Linked DNA regions of Homo sapiens: region 1 is linked to region 2. A link is a contact called in ENCODE Hi-C or POLR2A ChIA-PET data. All regions are on one chromosome and are shown on one strand. The core of a region is the stretch at or near the end of the contact, and the rest is flanking DNA. Distances in the headings are between cores, read along the strand shown. Region 1 overlaps MACORIS (macrophage enriched lincRNA repressor of IFN-gamma signaling). Region 2 has its middle 56 kb from the start of MACORIS.

The links. Hi-C counts contacts between places; a loop is a spot of excess contacts on that map. ChIA-PET counts read pairs that join two places held with the same protein, here RNA polymerase II (POLR2A). Pooled maps may share reads with other maps.
Region 1: a loop to region 2 is called in a map of endothelial cell of umbilical vein, with 5 times the contacts of the local background. The contact joins two enhancer-like sites. A Hi-C loop is called at or near these places in 4 of 168 maps with a recorded cell type or tissue (aorta, cardiac septum, endothelial cell of umbilical vein and 1 more) and 6 of 50 pooled maps. POLR2A ChIA-PET finds 5 or more read pairs at or near these places in 3 of 52 experiments (Panc1, activated T-cell and activated naive CD4-positive, alpha-beta T cell).

The regions. Positions count from the first base shown.
Region 1 is chr10:31,692,249-31,699,436 of GRCh38, reverse strand. MACORIS (macrophage enriched lincRNA repressor of IFN-gamma signaling) reads left to right here. Exons shown (of 2, transcript NR_184023.1): 2 at 6,090-6,355. Among named protein-coding and RNA genes, the nearest start is that of MACORIS, 12 kb to the left of the region's middle. RefSeq lists enhancers at 3,667-4,228, 4,229-4,790. Within about 2 kb of position 1,741, at least 28 of the 41 ENCODE cell types and tissues checked have a DNase peak (open chromatin) inside an H3K27ac peak, as active enhancers do; they include endothelial cell of umbilical vein and heart left ventricle, where a contact is called at or near this core.
Region 2 is chr10:31,647,910-31,654,994 of GRCh38, reverse strand. No RefSeq gene overlaps it. Among named protein-coding and RNA genes, the nearest start is that of MACORIS, 56 kb to the left of the region's middle. Within about 2 kb of position 4,858, at least 16 of the 41 ENCODE cell types and tissues checked have a DNase peak (open chromatin) inside an H3K27ac peak, as active enhancers do; they include endothelial cell of umbilical vein and heart left ventricle, where a contact is called at or near this core.

The sequences.
Region 1 (7,188 bases), core at 492-2,991, 48 kb before region 2:
TCTTGAACACACCTGTGCTTTCCAGCAGGGCTGCCACGTGGCTGATTCCATGGCTGCCCTTCCCTTCACTATTACCTGAATGTGCTTCCTAGAGGTGAATATGGTTCAGCCTGTATGACCAAATGGCCCCCAGGCCTTTGAATATGCTGCTTCCTCATTCTGAAGTGCCCTCCTCTCCCAGCTCCACCTGTCAAAATCACACTATTCTTCAAATGCCACTTCTTCCATGAAGCCATTGATGGTGATTCTTGCTGGAAAGGGCGGCTCTTGATCATGAAAATCTGAAAGACATTATATTGGAAGTGTTTATAATTTTCTTTGTATTTAGATGTCAGACTTTCTTACATAAAACCCAAACCTCCTTAAGAATAAAGGCTGTGAATTACTTTCCTGCATATAATCTGCTGTGCCTAGCAGTCGATTTTTGTTGGAGGAATGAAAGAATGAATGATTTATTTTGGGCTTGGGCGTGTACATTTCACTGATGACCCCTGGGTGCATTTAAATTTAGCACACCTGTCAGATCTCTCCTCATCCTTATTTGTTACTCTATGCTGCCAAGTTAGGTGGAGGATAGGGTAGGAACCTGGGGATGTTTTCTTCATTATCTACAGTCACATAATCACGAATCACAGATTCTCAGATACGAGCAAGTCCATCAGATACTGACGGCCCAGTGTTTTGCAAATGATTGCTCAGAGCTATGAGTCCCAGGACATGGGGGTTGTGCAGCAGAGGGAGGCTGTAGGAGAGGGAGCTTTGGGATTTTGCTCCTGCTCCAACCAGATCAGGTCTGCTTGTGTCTGTTTCACATTTTGAGGTCTGGTGGAATTTATCTTTACCAGAGGCCAAAAAGAATTTTTATGAAAAACAAAACCAAACCATAGATATAGTCCAAGTTGATAAAAATCCAAAACTTAAGAAAATGCCTGTCTAAACCTATCTGGAGGGATCTCAAAGAAAGTACATTCAACAGCTTGTAATCTATAGCAATCACCCGCACCATCACAGGATGGCCCCACAAAACAATCGTCAGACGCAAGACGTCCATAAGAGTCCAGGAAAGAGCTGGAGGAGACGAGTCACGCCAGGTTTTAGCTCCAGTTACGCCAGGAACAAGTTGTGCAATGCAGCGAGTCCTTTTTCCTCTCTAGACTCAGCATCTCATTTAAAAGCATGGCCCTAGCAGCCTAGGCTGGGTGGCTCAGTGGTTATTAAGGGCACAGGGAGACCTGAGTGGCACCAGCACAGCCCAGGGAGCCACTGAGAGAGGAGAGGTGCCCAGCAGTGACACAGCCAGCAAGTGTCTGCACAGGGAAGAAGCACCGAGAGCTGGTCATTCTGCTCTTAGCCTGAACTTGGTGATCTCAGAGGCCCGGCCCAGCTCTAACATCTGTGACTCAGCTGGCAGCCGCGTGGACCCCGTTGCTGGGGGAAATGCTGTGTGCACATTTATTCTGGGTTTGGATATTTAAAGAGCCGGGTGTGTTGAGGGACATTTCGGAAGTGCTTGGGGAGGGAGGGGACTGCAGACTGGGCTTTTCTTTAAACACTTATAGATATCCTGTCTTGATCTCTCGGTCCACAAAGAGTAATTTTCTTTCCCTAAGAAAGTGACGTGGGTCTTGCCCATTGTGTCCGCCTCGCTGGCTCCCGGCTGCGCAGCCCAGCAGGAAGCAGGTGGCCTGAGGTGAAACACATGCCCGGCCCGGCTCAGGCCATTTCTGGGTTCCTGTCCAAGGGCAGCCTTGCTCCCCACAGGGAAAACTTGGCATGCCCCCTAGACTGCTGGGCACCTGGGGCACAGGGCTGACCCTCCACCTGGGAGGAGAAGAATGGAGCTCTCTCTGAGCCCCCAGGGGTCCTGGCAAAGGTGGCAGCCGTGGACCCTGGGGACATGGGGCAGCCTGGGCTTCCTCTTCCGCACTTGCTGTTTTCACTGGCTCAGGAAGCTCTGACTGCAAGCTGGGATTTTGTTTCCAAATCCCTGCGTCATTTTTACTATTTGAATTGCCACTTTGGGCTGCTTTTAGGGAGGTGGCTCTTTTGTTGCTTTCCTCACTCAGGATGTTGTTTCCAGTAGATTTCCTCACAGACTCCGTCTGCTGCCTTTGTTTTCCCTTCTGGGCACAAACACAGAAATCTTCCAGAATGGAGACTGCATCAGTGAATCGGACCTGCCGTGCTGTGAGCCAGCACAGTTTAATTTTTCTCTTAGGACATTTATTGTTTTTTATTTCTGCTTTCAGAGGTCATTGTGTCTACATGCTCATTATAGCACATTTGAAAAATATGGGAAACACATATAGGTGATATAGGAGGAAAATGAATATCACCCATAGGCTCAGTAGCCAGAGATCTACCTAGAATTCCGGTGATAATTTTTGTTTTGTTTTGTTTTGTTTTAAATTGGGCTCATACTGCACACATTGCTAAGGAACCTGCTGCTTACACCCAACCCTGTATCCTTAACACTGTCCCATGCTCTTTTATTTTTTGCAGACACAGTTTTTTGTTTTTGTTTTTTGTTTCGTTTTTGTTTTTTTGACAGAGTCTCACCCTGCTGCCCAGGGTGGAGTGCAGTGGCCTGATCTCTGCTCACTGCAACCTCCGCCCCCCAGGTTCAAGCAATTCTCCTGCCTCAGGCTCCCAAGTAGCTGGGATTACAGGTGCACAACACCACACTCGGCTAATTTTTGTATTTTTGGTAGAAGATGGGGTTTCACCATGTTGGCCAGGCTGGTCTCGAACTCCTGACCTCAAGTGATCCTCCTGCCTCAGCCTCCCAAAGTGCTGGGATTACAGGTGTGAGCCACCGTGCCAGGCCGCAGACACAGTTTTTAAGTCCCTACAGCTCTCCTTTGGCCTTGCCACCAACAATGCTGTGTCAAAGACGTTAGCCGGTGTGAAGGAGGAACGAGGACAGGAAAACAGAGTATGTCACACAATACACATCTACATGCAAAGCCCAGATGGGTGAAGTTGTGGGTGGCTTTTCTTTTCTTTCTTCTCTTCTAGAGTGTGCACATTTTTCTGTCACAAACACAGGAGAAGAGACAGAATAATGTGGTGATCGGAAGCGCAGGCTTGGGCAACCTGCTGTATGGGTGCAACTCTGCCACTAACCAGATGAGGTGCTTAATGGCAGTGTGCCTCAGTTTCTTCATCTCTAAAGTGTGAACAATAATGCTACCTGCCTCACGTGTCAGTTTTGAAGATGCAGGTGAAGTCCAGTAAATACCCAGTACTCAGTGACAGTTATGGCTTTATATGAACATTGTGATCATAAAAAGTCTGGGCGGGCACAGTGGCTCATGCCTGTAATACCAACACTTTGGGAGGCCAAGGTGGATGCATTACCTGAGGTCAGGAGTTTGAGACCAGGCTGGCCAACATGATGAAACCTCGTCTACTAAAAATGCAAAAATTTAGCCAGGCACGGTGGCTGGTGCCTGTAATCCCAGCTACTCAGGAGGCTGAGGTAGGAGAATCACTTGAACCCAGGAGGCAGAGGTTGCAGTGAGCTGAGATCGTGCCACTGCACTCCAGCCTGGGCAACAAGAGTGAAACTCCATCTCCAAAAATAAAAATAAAACAAAATAAAAATAAATAAATAAAACATCTAAAAGTCCCTGCTATGGGCTGAATTTGGTCCCTACAAATACATCTGTTGAAGTTCAACCCTCAGCACCTCAGAATGTGACTGTTTTGGAGACAGCATCCTTACAATGGTAATTAAGTTAAAATGAGGTCATTGGAGTGGGCCCTAACCCAATACTGCTGTGTCATAACAAGAAGATGCAGAGACATCAGGGATGCGCTTGCACAGGGGAAAGGCCATGTGAGGACACAGCAAGAAGGCGGCTGCCTCCCAGCCAAGGAGACAGGCCCCAGGAGAAACCCAACCTGCCCACAGGTTGATCTTGGACTTTCAGCTTCCAGAACGGTGGGAAAACAGACTTTCATTGGGTAAGCCACCCAGTCTGTGGTACTTTGTTATGGAAGCCCTAGCAAAACAATGCAGTTCCTTAACAAGAACATCAGTGTCATAGTTGCTCATCTAAGTGCAGTGCAGAAGCAGGTGATATACCCTAGACAAGTGGAAAACAGCTCGACTGCGGGCCCGGCAGTTCCTGCCCACCAGCCTCCCCTCAAGGCGAGCCCCCCCTCGCCTTTGCAGGGTACCCGGTGGCTGCAGGATGTCCTCTGGCTGCGCAGAGCCCCCAGGCTCTTGCTTCGCCAGGTCTGTCTCTTCCAGGCAACAGGGTCTTTCTTGGCTTCATTTGGAGGGCAAGAGCTTCCTCCTCCTTCAGGAACCTTGGCTAGCCATTTCCAATACAATACCTGCGTCTGCACTTGAATGAAGTGGTTTTCCACCCTCCAAAGACCAGTGGGAGAGTTTTCATGCATGGTCCATTTGAATCACTGACATGATGTGCTCTGAGCGTGGAGTGTTGGATCTCAGACTCAGGCATAGAAAGGGGGCCGCTGGAGGATGTATGTGCAATGCTTCCTCAGATTATGAAAGCACAGCCAGCCTTCTGTTGGAAGCACAGGACAAGTGTTTGCTGGGTAAGGATATTTTCCATCTTTGCAAACTGTGGGCCAGCTCTTTCTCCTTGGCTAGGTAGATAACCAATGCACCTTGTCTGCTAAGTCAGCCTCTCTTCATTCCTATTTTCTCAGTAGACAGCCTTATAAATCTGGCTAATAACTCCCATTTCATTTCCCCAAACTCCATTAGAGGGAAATTATAATGAAGCTCAAATACTCACCAGGTTATTCATGGGAAGGACCTTTGGCTTTTTAAAAATGCATTTTAGATGGCTGGATTAATCTAGTGGCACATTACAATGCAGCCCTGCTGAAGTTTGCAGGAGATTCCTGGCACCCGGCATTGTGCACTGCACAATGCCGCCAAGAAGCGTGAATTATCTTTACAGGAAGAGGCAGGAATTAATATGTCAGATGGAAAAGACCCACTGGCAGCACCTGATGAAAACCCAGGACTCTGCTCCCTGTCAAGGTTCTGCAAGGTTGGAGTCATAATCACACAACTCACAAGCAAACGCCCTGAGCAGGCTCCTCTCTGCAAAGGGCATAAGGGCAGAACAGCAGAGAAGTGACACACTACCCTCTCCATCTGGCCCTGCTCACCCACAAGCGTTGGAACAGGAATATTTGTAGCCTTGGAAAGAGGCACTTACCAAGATGCTTAATTGATGATAGGCACATTGAGAAAAAAATGCTGATTTCATTCCTTTTATTACCTCTCTGGCACAGCAAGTTAATTAAAAAGAAAGTACGATTGCAGCTTTGTATTCATTAACCAGGTTGATTTGTAATGTAAATATATGCATTTGTATGGTGCATACATCAAAGTAAGAATAACAACAATAATGATAGTATCTGTCACTAAATGAGCTCCAGATCCCAGGGAAGGAGTGATCGGCAGATTACTTACAACCCTTCCAACAACCCTGTTCAAAGGGTTATAAATAATGTTGGCCTTACTGGGACCAACAGTATTACATTTATTTTATTGATGGAGAAACTGAGGCTCAGAGTAGTTAAGGAGTTTGCCTGAGGTCACACAGCTAATGTGTGGTGTGCTGGGATTCGGTCTACGTGAGGAAATAATACATTTGTGGCAGAGTGAACTGAAACTTCTTTCTGCACACTCCCGCCCCAATCCCACCATCTGCCTCAACCTAATCCTCAATGTGGTCATGAGAAAAGCCCCGTGCAGTGGAGAGAAGCCAGATTGACTGCCACTATTCACTGTTGTGTAAAATGAGGAAGCTCTGGAAGTCACTGGAGCAGGAAGGAGCATAGGAGCCCTTAGCACGGGAATGGCAAGGACAGTGTGGTTATTTTGCAAAAAAATAGCTCCTTCATGTTAATATGAAGAACACACTTTTCTCGTACAGATTAAGTGGGTTGATTTTTGGAAGGGCAATACTCCTTCCGGTGGTGGATTGTGTTTGGTTTCACATACCTCAGGAGAAAACCAATCACACTTGAAGTGAAAGACCAGCTCCATTTCCCCTCCTTCCCATTCTAACTTTGTTACTCCTTTATTCCTCCAGAGGAGCAAAGAGAAGCTTGGTGGAAGAGAAAGCCGCTAGTATTCAGCGAGAAGATCACTCAAATCCTTCACCAGCATGCTCAGTGAAGAATGCATTAAAAAAATTAGACTTTTTTTCTTCCTGGCAACAAAATCTTGCCAAAATAAGTACCAAAATAAGTGTTCCAATGGTTTTATTTGGGGAAAGCCAACGCTTTCCCCAAAAAGACTTTTTCTTGTTTCTCATTTGGCTGCTACAAATAAAGCTGCAATGAACATACATGTACACATCTTTGCACGGAAGTAGCTTTCTTTTCTCTTAAGTAAATGTAGGTGTATTTCATTTTATTGTACTTTGCTTTCTTGTGTTTCTCAGATGTTATTTATTTATTTTGCAAATTGAAGATTTGTGGCAATCCTGTGTAGAACAAGTCTATCTGTACCATTTTTCCAACAGCATGTGCTCACTTTGCATCTCTGTGCCACACTTGGCTAATTAGGGAATACTTTAAACTTTCTAATTACTATTATATTTGTTATGGTGATCTGTGATCAGCGATCTTTAGTGTTACTACTATAATTGTTTTGTGGTTTCATGAATGGCACCCGTATAAGGTGGTGAACTTAATTGATAACGCGTTCTGACTGCTCCACTTACCAGCTGTTCCCCCATCCCTCTCTTTCTTCTAAGGCCTCTCTATTCCCTGAGACAAAACATTATTGAAATTAGGCCAATTAATAACCCTACAATGGCCTCTAAGTGTTCAAGTGGAAGGGAGAGCTACACATTGTATTAATCCATTCTCACATTGCTATAAAGAACTATCTGAGACTAGGTAATTTATAAAGAAAGAAGGTTTAATTGACTCACTGTTCTGCAGGTTATACAGGAAGCATGGCTAGGGAGGCCTCAGGAAACTTACAATCACTGTGGAAGGTGAAAGGAAAGCAGGCACATCTTCACATGTGGACCAGGAGCAGCAGGGAGATGCTACACATTCTTAAACTAGCAGTTCTTGGGAGAACCCTATCACAAACAGCACTAGAGGTAGGGTACTAAACCATTAGAAACTGCCCCCATGATCCAATCACCTCCCATTAAGCCTCAATATCAACATTGG
Region 2 (7,085 bases), core at 3,609-6,108:
TGCCTCAGCCTCCCAAGCAGCTGGGATTACAGGTGCCCGCCACCACGCCTAGCTAATTTTTGTATTTTTAGTAGAGACGGGGTTTCACCACGTTAGCCAGGCTGGTCTCGAACTGTTGACCTCGTGATCCACCTGCCTCAGCCTCCCAAAGTGCTGGGATTACAGGCGTGAGTCACCATGCCCAGCCTTGAGTTTATTCTTAAATTTCCTTTTTATTTCAATCTTACTATTTCCTAACTTTTACTTATTTTAGATTTAATTTGTTCTTGTTTTTGCATTCTTAAGGTGAATGCCTAGTTAATTGATTTGAGATCTTTCTTCTTCTTAATATAATCATTCAATACTATAAACTTTCCTCTAAGCCCTTCTTTGGCCATATCCCACAGATTTTGCTATGTTGTGCTTTGGTTTACATTTAGGTCAAATATTTTTTCTTTGACCTAAAGAAGTGTACTCTTTAAATTCTGAATATCTGGGCATTTTACAGATATGTTTTTGTTATTGATTTCTAGTTGTGGAGAATTACATTATGCTCAGATAATGATAATGTATTTTGTATAATTTTAATCCTTCTAAATGTATTGGGATTTGTTTTATGGCCCAGAATTAGCTTTATCTTCATGAATAATCTATGTGCCTTTTAAATGAATGTGTAATCCTATTGTTGGGTGACTGTTCTCTAAATGTTGATTAATCAAATTGATTGATACTGTTGTCAAGTATTCTAGATCATTACTAACTTTTATTTGTTCCAATAATTACTGAGAAAGGAGTGTTGAAATTTCCAATTAATAGTTGTGAAATTGTTTATTTTCCCTTTCACTTCTACTAGCTTTTGCTTCATGTATTTTGAAGCCCTGCTAATGGGTGCAATCACATTTAGTTTTTAACATTCTCGTCAATGACTTTACCCCTTTATTGTTAGAAATGTCCTTCTTTATCTCATATGACCTGATAATATTTTTTCCTCTGAAATCTACTTTTTTGTTTGACAGTAACATAGTCACTCCAGCTTACTTTTGATTATTATCTGCATGGAATATCTTTTCCATCCTCTTAACTTACCTGCATCTTTGGACATGAAGTGCATTTGGGTTTCTTGTGGAAAGGATGTAGTTGCATCTTGCTTTATTTTTCAATATGAAAGTATCTGCCTTTGAAAGGCAGTATTTAGACTATATACATTTGGCATACGTTAATATGTCACTGGATTTACACATATCATCTTGCCATCTATTTTCTGTTTGTTTCATCTGTTCTGCTCCTTTTTTCTCTTTATCTGACTTCTTTTGGATTGAGTATTTTTAGTGATTCCATATTATCTCCACAATTGGCTTATTATGTATGCCTCTTTGCCATTTTTTCAGTGGTTGATCTACACTTTACAATGTATATCATTAACTTATAACTGTCTAAGTTCAAATAATATTAAATCATTTCTTGCGCAGTGTAAAAAATTTAAGACAGTGCATTTCCCTTTACTTTCCCATCCTTTATGCTGTTGTTGTCATAAATTGTCCTACATGTTATAAACTACATAATACATTGTTATTACTTTTACTTTAATCAATCAATTATCAGTTTAAAAAATGGAAAATATGGGAAAAAGTATCTTCTGTATTTTACCCATCAGAGGCTGTTTCACTCCTTTATATTTCTAAATTGCCATCTGGTATCATTTTCTTTCTGCCTGAAGAAGTTCCTTTATACTCTCTGTAATGCAGATGTGCTGACAATAAATTCTTTAGTTTTTGTTTGTATCAAATGAGAATTAAACAAAAAATGAAAGTGATAAAAGTAAATCCCAATACTTTACTAATTGTAATACATTTTAATATATTTTGCCACCAGCTACAATGCAGAGGCTTAGACTGGATTCTTTAAAAAAAAATTGGTTATATGCTGTTTACAGAAATTTATTGAAAATATAATGACACAGAAAAGCTCATAGTAAAAGCAAATACTAATTGAACTGCTACAGCTATATTAATAGCAGATAAAATACATTTTAAGGCAAAAAAGCACTGTCAGGAATAAAGAAGTTTGTTATGTAATGGTCAAAGGAAAATTCAACACAAGACATAACAAGTCTGAGCTTTTAATTACTAATAATTTAGCCTAAAATCATAAGAAATACAAAAGAAATAGAATAAGATAAGAATAAAACCTAAAATGATTGGAAAAGAAAAAATTCTAGTCATATTTCAAGATAATATGTTTATCTGCTGATAAAATAATAGGTAAATGAGTGAAACTACAGATAAACTAGTAGGAGAATTCAGCAACATTGCTAAATATAAGGCCAATGTAAAAAAAATAGTTCTTCGATATGCCAGCAAAAAACTATTAATAAAAACAGTTACAAACACCATTTTCTGTAGTTACAAAAAATTGCAGTAGGATGTAATGTGTCAAAAAATGTGCTAGGTCTTCATTAAAAAATATGGAATGTATCAAAGGTTATTAAACAAGACCCAGATCAATGAAAAAATATGTTCATGATGGAAAGGCTCAATATATAGCTAACAGTTCTGTTAAATTAATTTATAAATGCAATGCAATACAATTCCTGACTGGGAATTTTCCAAATTGATCCTAGAATTATTACGGTAGAGTAGAAAAGGCAAGCATAGCCAAGGCAGATTTGTGAAAGACTAGTAATGGAGGGAGGGGGTTGTACCAGACACCAAGACTTATTACAAACCTATGATGATAAGGATGGTGGAACTAGTGATAGACAGATAAACAGACCAATGGGCCCCATATCTGAAAATCTGCCATTGGACAGAGGTCTCATTACATTAACAGAGAATCCATGAACAGAGGTCTCATTACATTAACAGAGAATCAATAAACAATGCTGGGACAACTGGCTATCTACAGATGAAAAGAAAAATAGTTTTAAAAATCTTACTTCATTCACAAATATTGAATTCTGGATAAATTACAGACTTGTATGGAAACAGAAAAACTTTTAGAAAAAAATACAGCAGGATGCCTCTATGGCGTTGGGGTTGGAAATCAGTTCTTAGGAAATAAAAACTATAAGTAACAATAGACAGACTTGATAATTTTGATGGCATTGGTGTTAATCTACATCACAAGAGACGCCATAGACAAAGTAAAAAGACAAGCTACAGAGGTGGGGAATACATCTGCAGTTCCCGTAAATGAAAAAGGACTAATCCACACTATGTAAAAGAATTATAGAAGTGAATAAAATTAAGACAAACAATCCCATAGAAAAAGGAGCAAAGGATGTGAACAGATAATTCCAGAGAGGAAAACTACGGGGTCCACATGGAGATGCTTGGTCATGCTAGTAGTCAGGGAAGTAAAAATTTAAAAAGCAACAAATAATCACTTATGCCTTTCAAAAAGGCAAGACTCAGAAATCCGAAAAGAACTGGCAAGTACACAGGGAAATAGGAATTCCAATACACTCCTGGTGGGAGTATATATTGGTACAATGGTGTAGGGAGGTGGTGTGAAAGTGACTGAAGATGTGCATATGGTATGATTCGGTCATTCCCAACGGAGCAGTGAGCAAGGACACTTTTGTTTGGAGCAAAAGTAATGGCGGTTTTTGCCATTAAAAGTAATGGTAAGAACCACAATTACTTTTGCACCAACCTAATACATTGCAGCCAGCCCTCTGTGCCATAGTCGTCACCTCCCCAGAGATCATACCATGCATCGGATAACCTGAAGCAACGTGGTCTGTCTCCAATGCCAACCGCACGCTCCGCTTACATGCACACACTCCCTATGCTCTTTTCTTCCTTAAATGATCTCCTTAGCATTTACCACTGCTATAGTATGTTTTTCATCCATACTATATTTCATTTGTACCATAGCATATATTTTACTTATCTTTTTTATTGTCTGTCTCATGAGGGGTTTTGTCTCTGTCTTTTTTTTTTCCTCAATGCCACTTCCCCTGTACCTAAAACACTGCTAGCCCATCATAGGCACCCTATAACTATTTGTGGCAAAAATAAATAAATGGAATCTCAAAAACATGATACGGAGTAAAAAAAGCAAGATGTAAAAGGATATGGATTCCATTCATGTCAGTGTTAAAGCACATCACAGCACATAGATTATGGAAAGATAATAAATATGTAGTAAAAACATGCATGTTGGCTTCAAGAAAGCAGTGATTTCTGGGGAAAGAGAATGGGGGATGTTTGGGGGCAGGGTTTTAGTTGCATCTATTACATTTTATTTCTTAGATTTGTCAACCCGATGGACATCTGGCAAAATGTTAACATCGATTATTTTGAGTGTTTGAAATATTTCATAATTTTAGAAAAGTTGCAGATAAATAAATAAAGAGGAAAAATATTGTAAGGTTATCTCCTTGTATTAAGGCTATTCCTCCAGTTCTGACCCAAAGGCCACCTTGGGCATTCAGAATTCTTCACCTTAACCCTATTCTCCTGAAGGTCACTTATTCCACCCTAGGCAATTGTGCACAGGTGTTTCTGGTTCTATTTTTGTTGAGAAATCTAATTCTGCTGTGTTTTATTCAATCAGGGTTCCTATTTTCCTGTGGGGATTAGGTATCAACTACTGGAAATGAACCCTTCCCCACAATCAGCCACAGCATCACATCCACTAAACAGCAGGAAGAGCAGACATGGGCATTTCGTTTATCAGACGATGGGTGAACACCAGGCAGAACACACTCCGAGCGAGGCTGCAGCAGACACAGACATGTATTAACACAGATAAGTTTTTATTGAATTAAGAGGGAGCACTTAGAAGGAAGACCCTAGAGAGTAAAAGGATTAAGTCATTCTGAAACATTTTTCTCCTGTCAAGGGAGCAAATGGAATATCAGCGTGACCGCCGGATTCTGACTCACCAGAGCCACGTGGAATGGCAGCCTCCCAAGGGGAAGGAGAAGCATTCACTGGCAGTTCCCAAGAAAAGCCTCTACCAACAGGAGTTGTCTACACAATATGTTCATGAACAGAATATCCAGAGAATATATTGCTTTGATAACAAGGGAAGGTGACATGCAAGATACCAAGATGCTTTTTTATTATTTAAAATACTGTTCTCCTAAGCGGTGTTGCTGGGCTTTCCTTCCTTGATACATTGCACTTTCTTTTTCTTTTTTTCTTTCGAGACAGAGTCTCACTCTGTCACCCAGGCTGGAGTGCAATGGAGCGATCTTGGCTCACTGCAACCTCTGCCTGCTGGGTTCAAGCAATTCTCCTGCCTCAGCCGACCAAGTAGCTGGAATTACAGGCGCCCGCCACCAAGCCCAGCTAATTTTTTGTGTTATTACTAGAGGCGGGGTTTCGCCATCTTGGCCAGGCTGGTCTCAAACTCCTGACCTCAGGTGATCCACCCACCTTGGCCTCCCAAAGTGCTGGGATTACAGGCACAAGCCACCGTGCCCAGCTGGCTCTGTCTTTTTTATGTAAAGAAAAAATTTATTTATAACTGCTAGGCTTGGAGAACAGGAGAGATTCAAAGGATAAACTCCCAATATTACTTTGACCCAAAGCCTGAAAGCTGCTGTTAATTTTCAAAAATTCTTTGAACAGAAATAAATGTTTTGTTTAACTATTTTTCCCACCTCCTTTTATTTTTCTTTCACCTAAAAGTAGAACACAGAACATTTTCCACTCCCTGTGGAAAGTCTAAATTTCTGAAGGTATTGGCAAGATGGTCTGAATTTTTTTCAGATTTTTATGGTAGTACATTCGAATGGGTGGGGTCTCGCCCGTTCCTGTATTAAGAGGACTGAAAATTGGAGGAAGGGAGGGAGGGGGTAAGTGCTGCATTCCATGCCTTATCTTTAGCATTTACGAGAACCATAGAAATGTATCCCAAATCCCTGAAGCAGGAAGCAAGTAGTAAAACCCATGTGTTCATAGGAAATTCCGTGGCTTTTTTGCTCCACGGTGCTTTCTGGGAAGAGCCAAGAGGTAAAAATGGCCAGAGAGAGGTGACCTGAGGGCCACAGGGCCCCCGCCAGGCCAGCATGCCCGGCCACCCCCACTGGCTTCTCCTGGGGGCCTGAGTGAGAAGGTTTGGGAGCCAGAATGTATTGGTGGTCTCCTCCTCCTCCTTTTTCCCAGCACTGGCCTCGCTGGGTCTGCGGAAAAGGGTCTTAGGGCTTGGAGGCGGTACGAAGAGTGTATTCCTACCCAGCCACCCTCCACCTTCCCTAATGAAATAGACAAAACATCTGAGTCTGCCCATACAGTGTGGCAGGAATGGTGCAAAGGTCAGGAGAAAAACCTGCACTCAATGGCCTTGCAACTTACGCTGCTCCGTCTTTCCAGAGCTCAGGGTGCTTGGCTAAACATGAAATGAAATCCGAAGTCCCCGGCCCTTGTGAAGGGTCTTGCAGAAATTAAACAAGGATATAAAAACTTATCACAGGTAAGTACTCAATACAGTGTTATTCTTCTTCGCATTATTTCATCATTTGAGACCATCAAGGCCAAGGGGACTCCATTAGCAGGCAAATCTGCAAGCCCACATTTTTGCTCCTGGGCCAAGTTCCAAGAACTGTACTATCCCTCCCCTACTCCCAAGCCCAACCCCAACAGGGACACTCTTGCAAGTGAATGCCATAATTTCCAATAGATGTCTATGTCTCTTAAGGTTTCTTGGGTCTTGATTTCTACTCCCATCCCAAGAATGCCACTGTTTGCACAAATGTCAATTAAAGAATGCATCTCTCCAGGGGCTCCAATGCCTGGTTGGGAGGCAGCAGCGAGGGCTCTGAGGCTCTGGGTGAACTGGAGTTTCTCCACTCTTTACCTTCCCCCAGCAACCCACAGAAAAAAGATGCCACCCAAAGGAACCACTAGAAACCACTAGTATTTGCCGGGCCTGCACTGCATCTGGGGCTTCGGGCTGCCTCGGCTGCCTGCCCCACCCACTCCGCCCTGGAGGAATCAGGTGGAAAACAGGATATTGCTTTTCTCCTCACAAACCACAATGAGCTGTGGGCCACTGTTTTTAATGTAAACTCTGTTCAGGAGAACAGCTGTAAGTGTGGGTTGGGAAGATTTGTGCATATTTTAAAACAAATTTAAGCTATACTTGTGCTCCAG